Linked DNA regions of Mus musculus: region 2 is linked to region 1. A link is a loop called in an ENCODE intact Hi-C map of the cell type or tissue named here. Cell type or tissue: left cerebral cortex. All regions are shown on one strand.

Region 1 (8,000 bases):
TTTTGGGGGGTGGGGGTAGTTACATTTTCACAAATAAGTACAAGTGAAAACATTTAACCCAAACATCCAAAATGTTACCACTGCAATCTGTAATCATTGAATAGATAAATAAACAAACCCAAGCAAAACTTTCAAGCCCAAAGTTCTCCTGCCTATAGGAGGCTCAGGGATAAAGATGGAGCAGAACCACTGAATGGCACAACTTGAAACCCATCCCATGAGAGAGAGCCAACCCCTGACACTATTAACGACCCCGTGCTATGTTTGCAGCCCTAACATAACTGTGTCTTGAGAGGCTTAACCCAGCAGCAGATGGAAGCAGAAGCAAAGGCCCATCAGGCATCAGGCAGGGCTCTGGGAGTCTCGTGAGGAAGAGTAGGGGATAGAATTGAGCAAGCTGAAGGGGTCAAGGCCACCACAGGAAGACATGCAAGTCAATCAACCTGGACCCATGGGGGCTCACTGAGGCTGAACCACCAACTAAGGAGGATGCAGGGGCTGGACCTAGGCCCCCTACGTATGTGTAGCAGATATGCAGCTTGGTCTTCCTGCAGGTCCCCTAACAATTGAAGCAGGGCTGTCTCTGACTCTGCTGCCTGCCATTGTACCCCTTACCCTACCTGGACCGCCTGGTTGGAACATGCTTATTTAACTCCGCTGGGATTTGATGTCCCAGGATGAGGTGGTACTGGGGGGGGGGGGGGACACGACTCCCCTTCTCTGAGAAAAGAGGGAGGGGTAGTAGTGGGGATAGGGATTGGGGGGCGGGACTGGGAGGAAAGTGGGGAGGGGGCTGCGATTGGGATATAATGTGAATAAAAGAAAAACAACAAAAAAAGTAAATAAGTAAAACATAAGCGAATGAGATGTTACAATGAGACTCCGTCCTGTGTGTCTGCTACATAATTGTAAGTTAATTCAGACTGCACCACTGGCTAAGGGTACTGGAGAATTCAAGACTCGGAGGTCCCAGACCACCCAGCACCGTATTTATCCTTCTGCAGTCAAACCCGCAGCGAAGCGGTCCGACCGAAGACTACACCGACCCGGAAGGCGGCTCCAGAGAACTCAGGTTCCTGAGAACAGGCGTTCCTCCCACCTCCTCCCGGTTCACCCTTCCCGACGCTCGCCCTTACCTCTCTCCTCACGCTTCCTGGCTGCTGCAACCGGAGGCCTGTCCGGAGAGCACTGGACTCCCAGATTCGTGACACTAACTCCACCTCAGCACAGAAATAACTCCCTCTTCACTCGGCAGCAGCACTGCTAAGTAAGCGCCGGGGATTTTTGAATACGGTTCCCGCGAGAACTCACGTTTCTCACGAGATGTCTTGTCCAATCCGCGCCTCCGGGGCAAACGAGTGGGGCGCCTTGCAGAGACTGCGCATGTGCATGCTCCGCGACTTGGGCTTTTGGGCGTTCCTGCTGCTTCGTTTTCTTAGAAGTGTCTGCTTTTAGTGAAGTGTGTTTCTCTGGTTTATTTATTTGTTGTCGTCTTTACCAACGCCAGTGTCGCCGGGTCGGAAGGTATTGTCAGCCCCTCGCTGGCCCGCCTGCAGTCGCCTTTAGGAGCTAAGGCGTTGAGTCTCACCAGGGCCAGCACAGTGCCACCTTCCACTGGGCTCGCCCCAGTTAGGACTGCGAACCACCCTGCCAGCCCTTGCACTTTGCGCAGAGGAAATTAAAGTCTCCTCCAAAGAAAACCTAAGTAATTCAAAATCACCGCAATAGGACTGCTATTGAGACGAACCCAGCTGGTTTTGCAGTACAGCTCGAGGGCATGCGTGTCTAAATAGAAATTCCTTGTAAACTTGCTTATTCTTTACACTTTTAAGCAATGGGAAATCTGGAGAGCTCTAGTAACTGGCACCTGGCATCATATCTTTTTTATCTATGGGCTTGGCTCTATGTCTTTTATCGTGGTTTACTGTGTTGAATCTTTGCCCTCTGTAGATGAAGGTGCCGAAGTGACACATTCCAAAAGTGAATCGGAAACTCCAGTCAGTAACATTCCCGTTTTGTTTTTCTTTATATAACAAAACGTCTGAGAAGGTTTTCACTATTCAGTTTCATCATCATCGTTATTATTTAGCTTTTTGAGACAGGGTCTCTATGTAGCCCTGACTGTCTTGGAACTCTCCCTGCAGACCGGACAAGCGATGAACTCACAGAGATCCTCCAGCCTCTGCCTCGGGAGTGCTGGGATTAGTTTGTTATATTGTACAGTAAATTGTCTCTTGACAAGATCACCAGCGTTTCTTTTTGTTTTTGTTTGTTTTATCATGAGGCCAATCCTGCACTGTACCCCAGTGATTTTTTACCTTCAGTGTCCAGTAGTCAGTGTTTATTTTTCCCCTTTCCTGCATTGCCTCCATTGAGTTTTAATATCTTGATGCTCCACACCCTTTGACTTTCTCACTTCATTTTCATTTGTAGACCGTTATTTCTGATGGAGCTAGACCAGACTTTAAAGGACTGAACTGTTTTAAGATAAACAACAATGATCCATCAAGCAGATATAATCACCACTGAGTTCTTCATTAAATGAAGCAAATTCCATTTCTTCTATCATTCTCAGATTCTTCAACTCAGGAGTCAGGAAGATAACCTCTATCGTTGGCCAGTCATGACTAGTTAATACCTGTAACTAAAATCTTTATGAATTCCTTGTTTTGTTCTTTGATTCAGAGAGAACATATTAAATCACATACTATCTCTCAGGTGCAGTGACATAGACCTTGGAAGGATGTGTGATTAAACGTACTATCAGGGAGTTGCTCACAACACAGTATATTATTTACATATATTTAATATTCTTGAGGCCTGTGCCCCCCAACATAGCTGTAGCCATTTTGTTCCATGCCTGCCAGCTCTTTCATACTGTTGCTGTGATATGCCTGCCACTCATTGGCACAGAAAAATAACTTGACTCAGAGCAAGGTCATGTTGATAACATATCTTGTTATGTTCTGTATGACAATTGTTAATCTTAAGAAATTCCACAAAGCTATAGGACCCATCAGATTAAATCAGTATGAACTGTTATGTCCAAAATAGCTTGAGTCAGAGCTGACCACTGAACAGCACTTCCAGCACCTGCACACGAGCTCATTGTGGCATTTTCCTTTATAAGCACACCCTGAGAAATGTTCGGAGTTGTAGCCTCGGCCGCCAGATTCTGAACTATGGCCCTGATCGATCAAGCTTAGGGTGTGTGTTCAGTAAACCATCCCTGTCTGACTGAGCTTGGTGTTTGTGTGGTTTGTGGGCGACTCCTGAACCCCAACAAATATATATTTAAAATCATGGCTGTAGAAATTATCACACACACAAATATACTCACATATATATTAAAAATTCATGGGCTGGCGAGATGGCTCAGTGGGTAAGCTTTGGACTGCTCTTCCAAAAGGACCTGAGTTCAAATCCCAGAAACCACATGGTGGCTCACAACCACCCATAATGAAGTCTGATGCCCTCTTCTGGTGCATTTGAAGACAGCAACAGTGTACTTATTTATAAAAATAAATAAATCTTTTTTTTTTTAAATTCATATGACCCTACATAAAAGGAAAAGTATATTTTGTCTGGATATTCATTTAAAAAGTTACAAATGCACTGGCACTAAGCAGAGTCTTGAAAGATGGCAGAAGTAAGGAAAAATGGACTCGAGGGAGAGGACCATGTTCACAAAGTCTTAAAGGCCTCTCTCTCTAATCGTTAAAGGCAGTTTATAGGAGAACATTGATTTGGGCGCGTCTTTCTACACTGGCCCACTGCATGAAAGTAACCTGGAATCATTTGCACTAAGTGGCACACAAATAATTGAGCTTCAAGACCATCTTCAGTGGCCAGATGATTCAAATCAAGTGGATGCTGAGCTGGGACCTGAAGAGGTCTCTCTGTCTCACTTGTTTCCTATTCACAAATACTTCCTGATCTTGTTGAAAGGAATTGTTAAAACCTCTTCAGATCCTGAGGACTGTTGTAACTTAGAATCATAAATAAAAGTCACTTACAATCTTTAAAGTAAATTTGTTGTGGTTTTTATCTTTTTCCATGAAGTTAAAAGGCACTGTTAGGGATGCCCTGGATAGAGTACAGCCAGTACCATGTCCAGACACTAGATGTCACAAGTGAAACGATTTTTAGATAGCTTCCTAGATTAACCTACACTCTTTAGTAGTTTGAAGTACAGGTCTCCCAAATGAGACTGAGGTCCACATGCATGGCTGACATGCCAAAAGTTTATGGTGGGGTGGATTCCTCTGTGTCTGCCATTTTCATTTTACATCAGAGATGGCGTATTCCTCCTTGCATGATAATGGGTTCACGGAGCATAGGAAAGGCTTCTGAATTCTGAGAAGCAACAAAAATATCCACTCTCCCCTCCGTTAAAATTCCTAAGACAATAGCTACTCAAGTGCAGGCTGGTTGCTGTGAGAAGCTCGTCATTCTTTGAGTGTGACCACACTAACTCCATGTTAGAATGCTGTTCTGGTGGTGCTGCAGTGCCTTGAAAGCTGTTTATTTTGATGCGAACCTGTTTCGTGATGGCTTAGGGCTCTACAGAGGAAGGGCATGTGATCAAAAAGCTTAGAGTTTAGTGGAGAGACATCTACCAAACAGTTCCTGCCCAGAGGATACCTTTGATGTCCTTGTTGAGCTGTGAGGGGGACTTCTTTGAGGCCAGGCAAAAACAAGTACAAGACTCTGAGACACCGAGGAGTCTGAAATAAAACTGCATTAATTAATAAAGTCCCATGATTGATAGAATAGGCTGAGAGACGGTAAAGGTTGTGTTCATTGAAACTTGTGGACTAACTGTCCACAAGTGTGGAATAGCTGTCTGGGTGCAAGATACAGGGATTGTCCTAATCCATGGACTAGCTAGGGTAGAAGAACACAGTAGTTCTCAACCTAACGCATGCGGAGAGCCTTTACTACCGTTCCTCATGCTATGGTGACCCCCAACCCTAAGTTTACTTTCGTTGCTACTTCATAACAGTAATTTTGCCACTGTTAGGGATTATAATATAAATATCTCTGTTTTCCCGATGTCTTAGGTGACCCTTACAAAAGGGTCATTCGGCCCCAAACAGGTTGCAACCCACAGATTGAGAACCACTGATATAGTAAGAGAAAGAAGACACATGAGACAGACTGGAAATCTAATCATCATAGCTCCCAATGTGGCAGTCAGTTATCAAAATAATTGTCCGAGCAAGCAGATTCGGCTGCTCAATCGTAATAATAATGGGGAAGCCTGGCATGCTGACTCTTCCTGCATCAACGTTAGCTCCTAATGAGTCCAGTTTCTGTCTGAGTGGACGAAGCCTTCACTCAGCAGTGTTATGCTTTCTCAGTACAATGTATTGATTAACTTGCTCCTTTTTCCTGCCCAAAGCATTGTGTATTTTATAAGCAATTCGCCTTTCCATCCATGTTCCACCCTGTGGAGTCTTTACAGCTGATTCTGCCCTTCAGCTTCAGTATACTTTACCTCTAGGGTACTCACCATTCTGATGACAGAAACGGGTTGAAAGATGGCCTCTGAATGACAAGCCAGTGTGATCCGCCCCCCGGGACTTTTGGAGAAATAGATTGTATTAATTCTCTTTGTTGTGGACTGAAGTGTGGCTACCTAAGAAGACAACAGTCGTGCTCTATAGCTTGCAGCTGCCATCTGGCTTGAGAAATGAATAAGAAACAGGGATGTAAGCAGAGAATGTAAGAGTCCTGCTCTTGCTATCTGAGTGCTTCAAGCCTTTCATGAAGCTATAGCTGTCCATCATTCTGTATGGCTGTTGTTCAAACAGTTTTGGTTTAAGTTCTCTGCTGTTTGGAAGTTAAAATATTTTAACCAATATACAGTAATGCTTCTATCTGAGGATAAATGTCTCCAAGTGCTCAGCCCCGAATAAGAAATCTGTACCAACCTCCTATTCTGAAGGCTCAGAAATCATTGCCCAAGAGGGGCCGGAAGGATGGTAAGAGCCAAAGGTAAGGGTGAGTTCTGAGGCAATGCTTTCCAGGACACAAGGGGTCCCTCCCACCCATGAACTCAAAGCTGCTATGACTTCACATGCAAGACCAAGGTGAAAGCAAGTGATCACAAGGCCCCAGCTCCGGCACAGGAGCAATTGGTGATCAATGGCATCTAGGAGAGCCCATTTTCTTTACAAATGCAGTCACTGAGGGATGCCCGTGCTTCGAAGAGTGGCTCTGCACCCAACCATGCACAAACTGGCAGCACTAAGCAGACTTGGTAGATTTAGAAAAAGAAGACGTGATGTTGGAAAAAAAAAGGGTGTGGTGTGGTGATGGATAGGGACTGGAGCAGGGAATGGGGATCGGTCTGATCACAACACTTCATTGATGATTGAGTTGATAAAATAAAATAATACCCCCATCAGAGCTTGAGTAGACCCAGACTGTTCACTTCCATATTTACATTTGGGAGTTCTGTTTACTTCCAGACAGAATGACTTCTTTGAAGGAAAGGAAGGCCTGACCTAGGTGAAGGGACCAGTGAATGGTAATGGAAATTGAGGGAATCAGACATTGTACTCATTAGTTTTATGTCAGCTTGACACAACCTAGAGTCGTCAGAGGGGAGGGAGCCTTGGTTGAGAAAATGCCTCTACAAGATCTGATTGTAGGCAAGCCTGTAAGGCATTTCTGTATTTAGTGATTGATATGGGAAGGCCCAGCTCTTCATGGGTGCTGCTATCTTTGGGCTGGTGGCCCTGAGTTCTATCAGAAAGCAAACTGAGCTAGCCACGGAGAGCAAACCAGTAAGCAGCATAGCATCCTTTTGTTGTTGGGAGCCTACTCCTAGCAAAAGCCGCTATTGTCTCTGCAGCTATTTACTTACCGGCAGTACTTTTCCACCCTGACAAGAGACTTGTTTTCCTAGCATAATGTTTTTACAAGAAGCCCACCACAGCTGAACACACTCTGATAACATCTTGTTTTTTTCTCCTATACATCCTGGACCTGTGGTTAAGCGTCTCCAGCTGCACTCCCCAGTGAATGCATATATAGCTATAGTTGCCTTCCAATAAATGAGACTTGAGACTCAAGACTTGAGACTTGATTCTTGATAGTGTGTTTTGTTTCTATTCTTCGCATCTCTTGCCCCTCAGTCCTCTCTCTCTCCCTCTCTCTCTCCGCCCCCCCCCCCCTCTCTCTCTCAGACCCTGTTGACTGACCTGGGTCACTTTATGGCTTCCGCTTGTAGGTTTCTGCACTGTTTGAGTTTCTGTCCTGACTTCCTTTAATGGCGAACTATGATGTGGAAGTATAAGCTGACTAAACCCCTTTATGCAAGTTGCTTTGATCATGGTGTTTCATCACAGCAATAGTAACCCTGACTAAGACAGACATCTTGTGGGTAATCCTTTTCCTTGTCCCTGTTTCAGACAACCTCCTGGCTACATTTAAATTGACTTCCCTCTCCCCACTCCCCCAGATAATCTTAGGATCAACGAACACTAGATTTAAGATTGACAAGTTTACACCCATTATGACTTTCACTTGCTGAGAAGAGAGCATAACTTTTAGTTTGCTTATGTGTATAAAACACAAAAATTCTCACTTTTTGTTTACAAGATTGATTCTACTTATGTCTACTTACAAGATTGTATTTCTGCATAAACCCACTTTCCAGCGTCCATTCCACATTCCTGTAGATTTCACTGCAGCTCTTGGTCTAGTATGAGCCCAAATTCTCATGCATAAAACACAGAATCCTCATACATAAACAAACAAACAAACAAACAAACCATATTACCTAGTGATACTGAGCCTCCTCTCTAATATATTTGACCCAAGTCAAAGTGCAGTATCTCAAGTCTTAAGGCCTCTCTAGAGTCTTGAACTGGTCACACTAAGCTTTCCAGAGAGAGAGAGAGAAAGAGAGAGAGAGAGAGAGAGAGAGAGAGAGAGAGAGAGAGAGAGTTCAGTTGGCCTAGTTCTTACTGTGTGTGTGTGTGTGTGTT
Region 2 (8,000 bases), 970 kb after region 1:
ACACTGTGGAGTTGACTGTTTTCTTGTAACTTCCTGGACTAGCACTGCACCTTGCTTCTGTAGCTTCCTTCTTAGAATTAAGGAATATAAGGGGCCATGATTTGCCCAAGAGTGATACCCTAGACTCAAAATAGTATGTAAATGCAGAGTGTTTTATTCTGCAGGAGGCCAGCATGCCTGGGGTCTCCCGTTACCAGAATGTTACCAGAATGGAGAGACAGGCAAGTGAGCTTGCAGGCCTGATTTAAAGCACATTAGGGAATTCTGGGGTAGGTGACCTCTATGTTAATCTATTGGGTCCATCTCTATGGGCATTCCAGGGTGTGGAGGCTGGAAACTTGCTGGGGAGGTCTGGAAACTGTTGCTGACGCATTGTCCCTGCCTCAGGCTGTGTGGTGGGACAGCTTCTGAGCTTGGATTTGGTTGCTGTTGCCCAGTTCTTGGAAATAAATGTCGGCACGCAATCAGCCTGCCCTGCTCAGAGAGTTAGGGCCCAGCTGCTCTGAGGCTCTTGGACTTCCTTTCCATTTCCGTGCTCAATGGAATTTGCACTTTTAATTTCCAAGAGCTTTTCCTGTACATTTAAAGCATGGCTATTTGGAATGAACCTTCTCACCAAGTGTAAGCATTGTTGGTTTCAAGTGTGAGACATGCGACTCTTCCTTTCACTTGAATGAGTAAAGGCCACTACGGACTGTTAGCTGTGCTAATGTTAAGAATTGTGAGGCTCAAGAGATGCCGGGGTGAAAGCCTGATGAGAGGCAGAGAAAGCACCCAGCTGACATCCTACTAGGAATGCCCCTCAAAAAATGCCCTCTCCTCAAAAAACCCCTTTCAAACTGAATGTTCCTCCCTCTACTTCCCGTGTTTCTCCATCTGTCCTCCTGACTCCCTCTTACTTTCTGCTCGCTTTGCTAACAGAATTCCTGCTATTCTGCAGAAGATATGCTGAACCCAGGAATGGCCGCTCTTTCTCCGACTAGACTGGAGGTAACCTGAGCGACTATTTTCTTGTCCCCCTAACCTTGGTTTTGCTGCCTTTACTAAAATGGAATTTGAGGGTGAGCCACGTACGCAGCGTTGGGTTCAGAACAATCTGTAATGATGGACTCTGTAACGTGTAAGACTGGTAAGTTTCAACCAAAGAGTGGGAGTGGAGAGGACCATGACCTTAGAGCCCAGTAAGTTAGGATCCCTGCCAAACACGCTCTCCAACTCTGATGCCCGCATCTTTATGAAAGTAATTTTCTTTTTAGAATCGATTCTGTTAGAGACAAAGAAACACACCTGGCATAGCTGTGAAAATTCTTTTACTACTCTTGTGTGCACATGATTGTTTAAAAAACAAACAGTACTAATGGCTGCTTTGGTAAAAACAGTTCCCAGCGTAAGGATTACATCCTTTGGACGGGTTTTATCCCCAGTATATCGAACCCCTTGGCCATGACAGCAGCCACGGCCTCACACAGGAGCATCCGCCACATGTTCACTTTCAATACTTTCCCTGGGAAGAAAAAGAAAGACGTTAACTTACTTCTCAGTGTGAAAGTCATTAAATAACTGAAAAGATAGCAACCTATAGGCATTTGGGGGGCCCTAACTAAGATCATCTTCAACTACAAAGAACATTTATGGCTACATTTCTCCATGAAACCTGCAGTGCTTTCCTAAGGCTACACGTGAAGAGACTGTGTACCACGCTGGTGATGGACACCCACCCCAGGGACTGCTTCTGTTCTCAGGCTTGCCTTGCTAACATGAAGACATCAACAACAGTGGGTGTTTCCATAGCAACAACACTCAGACACACTGTACTACAAGCATCCTATTCCAGTGCCCTTCACATTCATTTCCCAAGGAACTGCCCAGAGGTGGAGAAACCGACGGAACGGGCCCCATTTCCAACTGTCAGTCACATATGCTTCAGATGGCCATGAAATTCCTTAGTCTTTACACAAATGTCCTGGTGGCCCCCTTCCCAAGATGGACAGTGAGTGAGGCACTCACCAGTCTGTCGATCTTTCTCCACACAGTAGCAGCTATCGTAGAACTCTGTGAAGGTGGTTGCCAGCTCGTAAATGTAGTCACAGAGGGTGTGGAGAAACAGGTCGTCTAAGATCTTCTGGAGGATCTCGGGGAACCGTAAGATGCACCGCCCCAGCTTCCACTCCTTTTCATGGTCCAAAATGATCTTGGTTTCCCGAGCGGCTCTCTGTAGCATCGCCTCATCAATGTTGGCGAGGCGCGCAATAGACCTGCAACACCAGGTAAGCACCCTCTGGTCAGGCACACAGAAGCACACAATCTAGCATGACTGATCAGAAAATAGCAGCAATTAAAATGCATTCTCAGCCCAGTGTGCCAGAGCTGACCTGTAACCCCAGCACTTGGGAGGCAGAGGATCACAAGTCAGAAGCTAGCCTGGGGCACACATATACATGTATATATGTTATCAAGACTCTGGCTCAAAAACCAAAACAATAAACACCATTTTGGAAGCATCAACACTTGATTGCACACATAAGTGTCTGAGCAGTCACCTGATTCTGGTGAAGGCATACAGTAGGTAAGCAGCTGTGTTCCCTCTGTCATCCAGCATCTTGTCAAAGGAGAAGATGTAGTCATTGAGGCGATTATGAGAAAGGTCGGCGTATTTGATGCAGCCATATGCAACGGATGTCTGAGCTGCTTTCAATTCCTCTTCAGTTAAGACCTTTGGGAAAACAAACACTTAGCTTGTCCCAGGGTGTCACAGGTAGGAGACAGAGTCCACGGCAATTAAGGAGTTACTATCAATTAGTACAGAGAGCAAAGGAGTGACAGGGCCACTGTATGAAGGAGATAGTGGAAGCGAACTGATTCGTTCTGCATGTTAAAGACAATGTATACAGAGTGTCAGCTTACTTTCCAATTTATAACACAACACTGATTTATATATCTACTTCACGCTATTCCAGGGGTGGAAGACAAGAACTGTCCACGTCTTTTAATAGCATGTCCCAGGTCAGCTGGGGCTACGGAGGCCCTGTCTAAAAGTATGAAAACCCCGAAGTATTTCAGACTGACCATCATACCCTGGCTTGTAGCAGATTTACTCTTCCACTGAGACACTCACTTAAAGGTTGGATAAGCAGGTCATCAAAGCTGGGAGAAGAAAAATGGAGGGACTCTATAGAAATCAAGCTAGAGCTGACCCGGACGCTTCCTTTGCGGACTGAGGTAGCAGAGGGCCGGGCTGTCATCGCAAACTCACTATTGCCCTCGCCAGGTAAGAGGTGCTCCCTCCTGCAACAGCAGCATGGCTGTTTGGCTTGAGGAGGCTTGCTCCACAAGAGGGGATTTATGTTTGATGCCGTCTACTGGCGCAAGGTCACTGTCTGCTGAGCCCATCACGAATACTGGTTCATGCCCATACAGTAGTGCTGTTGGCTTTGGTCAGAAAAGCTTCTTTTCAAAGTCTGGCGGTTACAGCAGAGACCAACTACTGCTCGGGCCGCACACAGCCTCCTTATGAGGCTCAGGAAGTGGAGGAAAGGCTTACAAGGCCCCTCCAGTCCCAGGAGCTGCTGGGGCGAGGGAGGCGCTTTCCTCAGTGGGGCAGCCACTGCTAACTTGCTCATGCTCCTAGCAAGCAACCTCAATCCACTGGCTCAACCCCGCACAAAAGATGATTCAAGGTAATTCATAAAACCCCATCCACACACTGCTGAGACTGCTCAACAGAGAATTTTATGCTAGTCATAGTTTTAGACTTAAGATGTTTCCTATGCACATCAATTAACTGAAGAAGCAAACAATTTTGTTACTAAATTCAGTCACTTGGAGTTCTGTTATCAGGGGTTGGGATTGGGAACTGGTTGACAAGAGAGGATTTTTCCAACCTGGCTAGTACAGGGATTGTCATACGCAACAATTTAGATTTCAAAGTGGTAGCCCTCTCAACATATGATGATACAAGCTACAGGCTGGGTCTATGCTTAAGATTCTCCAAGGAACTCTATTCACACTGCTTACAGATAAATAAGCATGCGCGCACGCTGAAACTATTACAGCGATTTAGTAAAAGATGTGTTGGCTTTAAGTTAATTGATAAAATAACAGGTTGCCTGGGGTCTCCGGCCAGGCAGGTTTATACTTACCTGCTAGATATTTAATTACACGTTTCAGCCACTCTGCAGGTGACAGTGTAGTGTCATGTTTGTCCATTAAGTGATGCAATGTAACTTTATTTCACAAGAAAATAACTTTAAATGATACCTATTCATAACTAAATCAGCATATAATACCTGAAAAATAACTGAGGTCACATGCAAATCTGGTAACTGTTTAAACAAGGGACTGAAGGCTAAGGAAGCTTCACAAATGTAAGGCCAGCTTGGCCAGCGTAGTAACCCCAACCCAATGCCCACTGTGAAGCAAGGCCGCACACGGAACGGTAGCATACACTCTAACAGGAACAATTTGTACAACGCAGACTGTTTATCAGGTCTCAGGTAACTCAGGCTCACCTCAGAGTCATGTGACCTCCAACTCCTGCTCCTCCTGTCTCCAGCGGCTAAATGCTGGGACTGCAGGTGTGTGCCTTGTAGTGCCGGGGATCACACCCAGCCAGGGCTTCACTCACATTAGACAAGCAATCTACTGACAGAGCCACTCCCAAGAGTATTCTTTAAACAGTGTTTCTAGGGAGGGATAAAAACGAGGTGGGAGGGGCTAGGTTGAGAAAGGATTCACGTGGGAGAAAGAAATTATCCCTAAGACAGTCTGACGATGTGACAAAAGCAGCGGTAAACTAAAAGCCCATGCAAGCTGTAAGGGACCAGAATAAGCTGGATAAGGCATGGAAGGCCCTACCGCCCACTCCCAGTTTTTGACATCTGGTGTTGCTATGTAGCCTGGTTGGGAGGAACTCAGAACCAAGCTGGTACTGGATCTCTGCACTTGTCCTGCATCTGCCTCCCACCATTACAGGCAATGTGCAACCATGACCGATCTTAAGAAAATCTATGATCAGAAAAGCAATCGTGAAATGCTGCTAAAACCCAAACATTAGCACGTTGACATAAGATCGGAATCTAATTCTGCTTAAAGCAATGATCCTGTCTTTAAATACTCTTTTTAGTTCTAAAACTGTTTTCTGTTTTTGACACAAGGCCATCCTATGTAGTTCAGGCTGGCCTTGAAGTGATCCTCCTGCCTCAGACTCCTTCTGTTAGAATTACAGGTGCCACATGCAGCCTGTGGGAGGCTTTCCTGTTTCCATACTTACTTGCAAAGCTTCTGAGAAAGGCTTTTCTCTCTAGTCACCCATTCCCTGTTAAGAGCTCTAGCTCTGTCCATCTTCTTCTGTAAGACAGTATTCACTCAGAATCCTCAGCAGGTAGTCCTCTCTCTGCCTGGGTTCTCCAAATGGCCCTCTTTACATAAGGAAAAGGGGTCATGCCTCTTTACCTGGGGCCCAGTGCCGACCGACACTGTTTTGAAAGGTTTAGAAAGCAAACTAAAATCTTTCAATTACTTCTAACTCTGCCTAGTAGATGAATATTCTCAGTGCAAGCTCCTTTGGAATAAAAGTTCTGTATGAAGCTGACACCATTTGTATTTTCTCTCTGGGTTCCTGGAGCTTCTGAAAGTTGTCTCGTTCATCTTGTCCAGATAAGCTCCTAATCAAGGAGACACGCTGACTGAGAAACACTGACAATGTAAGGCCAAAAGTTTGCTTGGGACAGGATGGCCTGGAACTGCGATCTCATTGCCCAGGCCCTCAAATGCTGGGTTAGAGGCTTAGCTCGGCCAGAGTCTTGCACTCCATACCCCATACTCTTTCCATAACATTTTGTCTTTTAAGTCAATCTTAAGATCCAATAAAAGTAACTGAATTTCTTTGTTCATTGATGAACTCTCACCAAAATTTGTCTTGAAGATATGTTTGCTTCAACCCAATGGGAGTTAACTTGCAGACCTTGTAGCTTCTTTAAATTCAACTATAGTTAATAGCAACTTGGTATGTGTGCCTTTTTCAAGTTAGAAGCCTATGGGAATGCACTTCAGTTGGTAGAATGCCTGCCTAGCATGCACAGGCCCTGGGTTTCATTCTGTATGAACTGGGAATGGTGGCACATGAATATACCTTGTTTGTTTAGATATGGTCTTGCTACATGTACTTTCAGGCTGGCCTGAAAGCTGTGCTCTTATCTCAGCCTCCTGAGTAAGTGCTGGGATCACAAGCCTTGCTACACAGACACTTTGCTAAAATGGTAATACCATTTTTCCCTCCACACAGGGTTTCTGTGTGTATCCTTGGTTGTTCTGGAACCCAATCTGTAGACTAGGCTGTCTTTGAACTCAGAGACTGTCCATCTCTGCCTCCTGAGTGCTGGAAATAAAGCCACTGCCCAGCAGTAATGCCACTGTGTTTACATACTGAGTAAGCTCTACACTCATACTGGCTGAGAAGGAGCATCGCTAAGTTCACAGGCAGCTTGGCCTACAGAGTAAGCTCCTGCCTATGTATACCTGGTTTCAAGGGTGCCAGGTTTATAGTGACACTAGCTACAGGTTTGGCTTTCCATCTGCAAGAATGTCTATGTAACTGTCACTGTCCCTTTTCTGTTACACTTACAATTCACTTGACAAACTGGCTTTAGAAAAACTACAGCTGTGGATGATAGGTCATGCCTGACCAGGTTACAGGAAGACCCTATCCCACCCTCCCTGACCACGCAAAACCCTGAAATGATCTGTGTGGAGATGGCTTTAAACGCCTATACCCAAGTGATTCTAATGCTTCCATGTCCTGAACATCAAGACTACTGGCATATATACAACACCTGGCTTTGCTTACTGTTTCTGAAGATTTGTTGTAAACTATCTCCTGTTTACCATATCCTAAATTCTTTTGTGTACCTCCAATCCAAAGTTTCACAGAATCAGTAAACCTAATCAGTGATAAAAGTCTACGTTGAACAACAAAATGAAAGCCTAAAGGGACCACCAGTCTCAGGCTACCTTGTGCACAACACAAACGTTTAGTGAAACAGTGAGATGCCAGCCTCATGCACCTGGGGAGTAGTTTTTGGTGACACCCACAATGCACTTTTAATATTTTCTTAATTTCTTTTTTTTTAAAAAAAATTTTATTAGATTTTTTTTCATTTACATTTCAAATGCTATCTCAAAAAGTCCCCTATACCCTCCCATATTTTCTTAATTTCAATGCAGGTGTAGGATGCAAATATAAATTAAGTCAATGTGATTCTGCTAATAACACGATCAGCTGTGTCACAGACCTCCTGTTTGGTAAGCTATGAATTTGGACACCGCTAGCTCACAGAATGTTCAAAGACATGGAACCCAACTACAGAGAGCTACCTGTGTAGCTTGTGTAGAACCACCAAGAGAATTCATATTCTATAGGGGACTAACCCTTAGCACCTTCCTATCTAAAGCCCTCACCTATAGGTAAGAACTTAATTGTCTGAAACCAAGAAAACACCAAATTGCAAGACAACTGCAGGAAGATTCATTTAGAATACCCATAAAGTGGGAGATTAGTAGTTCAAGTCTATCCTCAGATACATGGTGAGTTAGCAAAATACAGAAGAGCTGAAGAGCTTCACAGCAGTCTAATCTTGCCTGCCACAAAACTGTGACACACTGATGAGGGAACCGAAAGCCACTGCATGTTTACTGATTAACAAAAGCTCATTGTAGCCGCAGTAGCATACTCCCATATAAAGAAAGCACTTAGGGGGCTGGAGAGATGGCTCAGTGGTTAAGAGTGCTGACAGCTCTTCCAGAGGTCCCGAGTTCAAATCCCAACACCCACATGGTGGCTCACAACCATCTGTCATAGGATCCGATGCCCTCTTCTGGTGTGTGTCGGAAGACAGCTGCAGTGTAGTCGTATAAATAATATTTTAAAAAAAAGATAGCACTTGGGAAGCAGGTTGAACACTGAGCTCAAGATCAAAATGGGCTATAAAGGGAGACTACACAGT

The links. Hi-C counts contacts between places; a loop is a spot of excess contacts. Peaks named below come from ENCODE experiments on the same cell type or tissue, not always from the same donor. Only the 100,000 strongest peaks of a DNase experiment are listed, where the experiment ranks them.
Region 2: it touches region 1 in a loop (4-fold over the local background); 3 of 42 quality-filtered maps call a loop at or near these places.

The regions. Positions count from the first base shown.
Region 1 is chr11:34,832,352-34,840,351 of GRCm38, forward strand. It overlaps Spdl1 (spindle apparatus coiled-coil protein 1), which reads right to left and starts at 1,290. Exons shown (of 12, transcript NM_027411.2): 1 at 1,137-1,290. In left cerebral cortex, CTCF peaks have their summits at 1,309, 1,533, 3,501 (motif pointing left) and 4,122 (motif pointing right); DNase peaks (open chromatin) are centred at 1,059, 1,345 and 4,122; H3K4me3 peaks cover 1,507 bases; H3K27ac peaks cover 256 bases.
Region 2 is chr11:35,807,088-35,815,087 of GRCm38, forward strand. It overlaps Rars (arginyl-tRNA synthetase), which reads right to left. Exons shown (of 15, transcript NM_025936.3): 13 at 2,541-2,713; 14 at 2,008-2,255; 15 at 1,294-1,504. The coding sequence ends at 1,395. Among named protein-coding and RNA genes, the nearest start is that of Fbll1, 12 kb to the left of the region's middle. In left cerebral cortex, no CTCF peak of the experiment used is centred here; a DNase peak (open chromatin) is centred at 4,811.